2 separate regions of the Homo sapiens genome follow, and region 2 is linked to region 1. The links are chromatin loops, found by intact Hi-C in ENCODE. Cell type or tissue: ascending aorta. All regions are shown on one strand. Each heading gives the region's core, and the rest is flanking DNA. Links, peaks and the distances in the headings are about the cores only.

The links. A loop is a pair of places that touch in the nucleus more often than their neighbours do. Peaks named below come from ENCODE experiments on the same cell type or tissue, not always from the same donor. Only the 100,000 strongest peaks of a DNase experiment are listed, where the experiment ranks them.
Region 2: it touches region 1 in a loop (2.3-fold over the local background); 1 of 110 quality-filtered maps calls a loop at or near these places.

Annotation. Positions count from the first base shown.
Region 1 is chr13:28,567,089-28,570,003 of GRCh38, forward strand. No RefSeq gene overlaps it. Among named protein-coding and RNA genes, the nearest start is that of FLT1, 73 kb to the left of the region's middle. In ascending aorta, for the core only: no CTCF peak of the experiment used is centred there; a DNase peak (open chromatin) is centred at 1,522.
Region 2 is chr13:28,733,709-28,736,623 of GRCh38, forward strand. No RefSeq gene overlaps it. Among named protein-coding and RNA genes, the nearest start is that of SLC46A3, 16 kb to the left of the region's middle. In ascending aorta, for the core only: no CTCF peak of the experiment used is centred there; no DNase peak of the experiment used is centred there.

The DNA of each region.
Region 1 (2,915 bases), core at 185-2,684:
ATCTGCTGACCCATATGAGGACAGCCATACCAGTACCTGTTCCAATTGGCTGATGATTGCACCACATAGGTTATTAAATATTTTGAAATCGCCCCTGAAATTGAATGCTTATGATGTGCACAGCCATTGTGTTTGGGTCACTGTGTCTCACTTAGATTGTAAACATCTTCATTCATTTATTCATTCAATAAATATTTAAATTCCAGGAACCATGCAAGCAACTTAATGGTGAAAAGAAAAGAAAAATCACAGTTTCTGCTGCCATGGGCCTTACGGTCTAGTGGTAGAGGTAGACAGAATTTAAGAATCACAAAAATGAATGGGAAATTACAATGATGATGCCTGGTACCTGGGCTTTGAGAGGCTACGTCTGTAGCCAGGGAGGTCACTTGAGGAGGCGACGACCGGGCTGAATATAAAGAAAGAGGAAGAGTTAAGCAGGTGAAGATGGAGGAAAGATGGTAGGTGGGAAAGAGGTCCTGTGCGAAGGTACTGTGGTCAGAGGCAGCATGGTACATTTGAAGGACTGAAAGGAGGCCCAAGTCACTGACATGCTGCGTATAACAGGGAGTGTGGTCCAGGGCGAGGCTGGAGTGTAGCAGGACCTGGTAGGTCATGATGATTTAGATCTTTGTCCTCTGGGGGCAGAGGTGTGGATGGTTTAAGCGAGAGCATGGGCTATAAGGGATTGTGACCCCTCTGGAGTTAATTTTTAGTACAGGCATACAAACCATACCAGAAGGGATTATGGTATTGTAATAGAATAGACTCAAAAAAAAAATCTGCTCAGAATCCTGTTTCTGATTCATTTCAGCACCACCCCCTCATGGCCACCTTTTCCTTTTGCCTCTCCTGGAAACTTGTGGCTTCGTAACAGTTCACCCATACAGCTTGGATTTAGTGAGGGAATGTGCAAGCTATTTCTGTCTGTGGCAGTCCCTGAATGTTTCCTACATACAATTCAGGCTAGTTGTGGGTACAAGCTGGGTCGATGGACATCTCTTGCCACTGCCTGCCCCACATTCAATTCCCCCTTCTCCTGGCAACAGCTCCCTGATGGTCCTTTTGAGAATCACATCGTGGCAACTCTAGTTCTATCTGAGAATGGCTGGCCAACTCCACCCCACCCCTGCTCCCTCCTTCCCCAGCTCCAAGGCAGAGCATGATCCACTCAGGCTAATGAACATACTCCATCCTATCATGACTAGCTCAAGGATCAACCTCATTCCGAGTCTCATTCCTAGAGCTTCTTCTGGAGTGACAGGGCTGCTCTGTTGTTCCTCTGGGGTTGCTGTGCTGAGGAATGGTCCTGAGACTGTCACAGGCCACTCTGCAGAGAGGATTGGCCTGACACTGAAGCCAGTGTATGAGGAACTAGAGCTGAGAGAAAGAGAGAGAGAGAGAAGCCAAGGCCTGATAGTATCTCTTAGAGCTTTCAGCAGCTGGCTGCTTGGCACTGCTCCAGCTAATTGGAGCTGGCTTCTCTTACTGGTGACCCAAAGAGGCCTGTATGACATGCCCGGCACTCAGGCTTTGCTAACGCAATGGGCATCCTGTCACCAGCACCACTGTGCTGCTCCATCCAGCAGTTGGGTCCTCACTGATACCGCCCTCACCATCCCCCGAGCTGGGCTGAACCTTGCTTTTACTCTGACAAAACTAGAGCTTTCTCTCAAATCCTCTGAACACCAAGGAGGCAAAGTCATTTCTGCCTGGTTCTCTTGTGCTCTTGACTGGCCATTCCCTCTTTTTCCAGCATAAAGTGCACATCCCTAGGTTATGCCACCCAAGAATTCTTTCTCAGCTCTCCTCAACTGGACTCATTCTACAGGAACCAAGAGATAGGAAACTTCAGGATCCATCAGCACTGCTCTCCTTCTCACGTTCTCAAGCCATAACCTGCATTTCATGACATTCTTTCCCTTCTTGGGGACAGTTCCTGTCTGGCTACCAAGACTGACGTCTTCCCTCCCGGCCCTGCAGTGGCTTTCCTCCATTTCGGCTTTTCCTCCTCACCTGTCATCACCTTAAGCCCCTCCATATTAGGGATTCCATCTTTTTTTTTCTTTTGAGACAGAGTCTCACTCTGTCACCCAGGCTGGAGTGCAGTGGTGCAATTTCGGCTCACTGCAACATCTGCTTCCTACGTTCTAGCGATTCTCGAGCCTCAGCCTCCCAAGTAGCTGGGACTACAGGCGCCCGCCATCATGCCCGGCTAATTTTTGTATTTTTAGTAGAGACAGGATTTCACCATGTTGGCCAGGCTGGTCTCAAACTCCTGATCTTCATCTACCTATCAGGCTGTGGGTCTCTGTCGCCATCTTTCTTGTCTTTCCTAAGTATTCTCATTGTCTTCAGAATCAGGGCTCTCTAACTCACGTTTCCAAGTACATGCCCTCGCCCTTTGGTTTACAACAGAACACACTATACACACTGCTGAAAGTTAGGAGAAGTATTTTCAGAACCGGAAGTGATGGTAGACAGCGTGTATTCTGCCCTCTCACTTTATACGTAAGAAAATTGGAGACCAGATAGGTTGTAGTTTGTCCTGATTACACAGATGGTTACTTAACAATTGATTAATGGTCCAAAAAGATGGCGGGGAAAGATCACCCAGCTACTCTTGTTGTTTGACTTTAATGAAATACTGAAACCAGTGCTTGTTAGTGAAACAATAACCAGTCCCCTCCCCCTACTCCCATTGGTTGACTTGGTTGTCCTGCATTGGGCAACTGGGAATGCTTTGACTAATTTAGATTTGGGAAAAAAGACAGAGTTGGGAGCTTTGAGTATTTGAGATTAAGCTGAAAGAGTAATATGAACAGTGGAAGGGACAAAACCCTTTTTGGTTGCTGAAAACGTCTGATTAATGCGTTTCTGCACGTCTGTACATAACTTCTTCACTCCAATTGAAA
Region 2 (2,915 bases), core at 187-2,686, 170 kb after region 1:
AAAGGTGCTGGGATTATAGTTGTAAGCCACCGCACCCGGCCTGTAACCTCCTTTTATTACTACAGATCAATTCTGCTTTGGAATTCAGTATTCTTGCTTAACCCTGCCTCCACCCACCTCTCCTTCTACTTTTACCTGCTATACATGATCAATCCCATATACCAGACTTACCAACTGGGAAAGTACTGTTCTCCAGTGAATTAAGCACTGTTTGCCAGGGATTCTAGGTTTGAGGAAAAAGTAAATTTGAACACTTCTAATAACTCATCCAACTCCAAAATGTTATGGTATTAAGTCCTGAAAATGACACTAGGTAATGTAACATACAGTTATGGACTGAATTGTTTCCCAAAATGCACTGGTTTAAGAGCTTACCTCAAATGTGACAGAAATACTTGGAGAAGGGCCTTTAAAGAGGTAACTAAGATTAAATGAGGTCTTTAGAGTGGGTCCTAATTCGAGAGGACTGGGTGTTCTCATAAGAAGAGGAAGGCAGGCTGGCATGTTGGCTCACACCCGTAATCCCAGCACTTTGGGAAGCCAAGGCAGGCAGATCACTTGAGGTCAGGAGTTTGAGCACAGCCTGGCCAACATATATGAAACCCCATCTCTACTAAACATACAAAAATTAGCTAGGTGTAGTAGTATACGCCTGTAGTCCCAGCTACTTGGGAGGCTGAGGCGCAAGAATCTCTTGAACCCGGGAGGTGGAGGTTTCAGTGAGCCGAGATTGTGCCACTGCACTCCAGCCTGGGTGACAGAGCAAGACTCTGTTTCAAAAACAAAACAAAACGAACGAACAAACAAGAAAAACAAAAGAAAAAAAAGGGAAGAGACACCAGGGGCTCGTGTGCACAGAGGGAAAGAGGACAGTGAACAGACAAGACATCCCTGCAAGTCAAAGTAGACATTTGCAAGCCTCAGCAGAAATCAAACCTACTGACACCTTGATCTTGAACTTTCAGCCTCCAGGAGTATGAGAAAATAACTCCAAAGGGCCATCATGGCCCCAGAGCTCCCTGGAGGCCCCCTGAGGCCTTGGTTGTTGCTGCTTCTCCTGTGGCCTTCACTCCTCTCAGGCGTCCACCCCAGGGCCTCCTCAGTGCACTTCCTGTGCCCGTAACTCCATCTTGGAGTGGGCTTCTGGGCTTCCTAGGAACCAGACCTATGACACGCCCTCTACCTTTCCATATTTCTCTTCCGGGGAAGAACATTTTGACAGCATATCAAGAAGGTGCCTCTTACTATTACAGCTTCTTTGAAGTACAAAACTTAAAAAGTGACTCATACTGGAGGGTATTTGGGTGGAGGTTAAGGGGTCTGAATAGACGTTTTCATAGGCCCTTTTTATAGGACTTGCCTGTTCTAACTCACTGTCACCTGATAGTTCTTCCTTAAATAGTCAGAGGGCTTAGAGGCTCAAATAAAAGCAAAAATTACATGTCATGTGCCCAATTCTGTTGTTCTCAGGCCAAATTTAGCTTCTTTCCCAAGCTTCCAGAAGCCCCAAACAGTTTCACTTTCAACCTGCTTACCTTTCTTGTACAAACTAAGAAAAGATTTGGGGTCATCACAATTTTCATTTCATTGCAGAAATGAAAATGACAATGGACTGAATTTTTTTCTTTTTCTTTTTTCTTAAAGTAGAGACAAGGTCTTGCAATGTTGCCCAGGCTGGTCTCAAACTCCTGGCCTTGAGTGATCCTCCTGCCTCAGCTTTCAAAAGTGTTGGGATTACAGGCATGAGCCAATGGAGTGAATTTCATTGATAATTTACTCTTTACCGAGCATCTATTCTCTGCTGGATACTCTACCATGAAATACAAAAAAAGGTAGACGAAAAATCCTTGCTCTAAAGTGATTGCAAAACAGACAGGTGAATTATATTAAACAGAAACTTGTCATTGTCACTGGAGACATGCGCAGAGGGAGGCCATTGGCCATTTTAGAGAGGACCTGATGATGGCAGCCTTGCTTCTGGAAATCAAAGTGAAGTCCAGGTCTTGTGACCCAGGGGAACGTGAGCCATGGGAATCTCTCATCATTGACATCAGATAAGGACCTGTAATCATTTGTTCTGACTCTGCAAGACTTAGCCTTGAGTGAAACGCAGGAGAAGGCTGCATCTCCAGCTGCCTTGGAGCGAGGTTTCCCACACCAATCTTAGTGTGGACTGTGGGGCGGAAACCTCTTACAAATTGAAAAAGTCTTTTGAGCTCTTCAGAAACAGATATGGCGTAAACATAAAGACTATGTTTGTGATATTCATACAAAATGGAGTAACACAACTCCCAGTTGTTCCATTTGTACCAGCAACTGCTATTATTCACGGAACCTATAGCCTCAAAAAAATGTTAGTATATTTATGTCTGTCTCGTTTCCTCTAGGAGTCCTATGTCCTTAAAAAAAAATCACATTGAGCCAAATATGTAACTTAGGTAATGAGTACAGGAAGCGCTCAAAGATTTAGAAGAAAACCTCCTCAAAACCACATAGAGGAAAAACACCAAGATTTAGCTGCAGAATCCATCTCCTGCCTTCTGTCAGCTCCTAGGGGGACCACAGCTCAGCAGCATACATTGTGTCTCTACTCTTCTCTGGGAGTGTCATCTACAGTGAAATGTCAAAGGAGAATTAAGCATCAGGCAGAGATTTATATGAAGCCTAATACAAGACCATATCTTGTACTTGGTATGAATTTTGAGACAGTTCTGAAGCCAAAACTCTGGAGGCTGTCACTGGGCGATGCCAGTTTGCATAAACCTACCATCACTTTCTCTTGTTTTTGTCAAGGGTTACGGCTTTAGGGTATGGGGATGTTCTAGAAGTCCACTGGGGCTTCTTACTAGCACTAAGTGTGATTTGGGCTGAGTTGGGCTACATGCTTGGAAGTCAACTTAAAACTTAAAGAGATC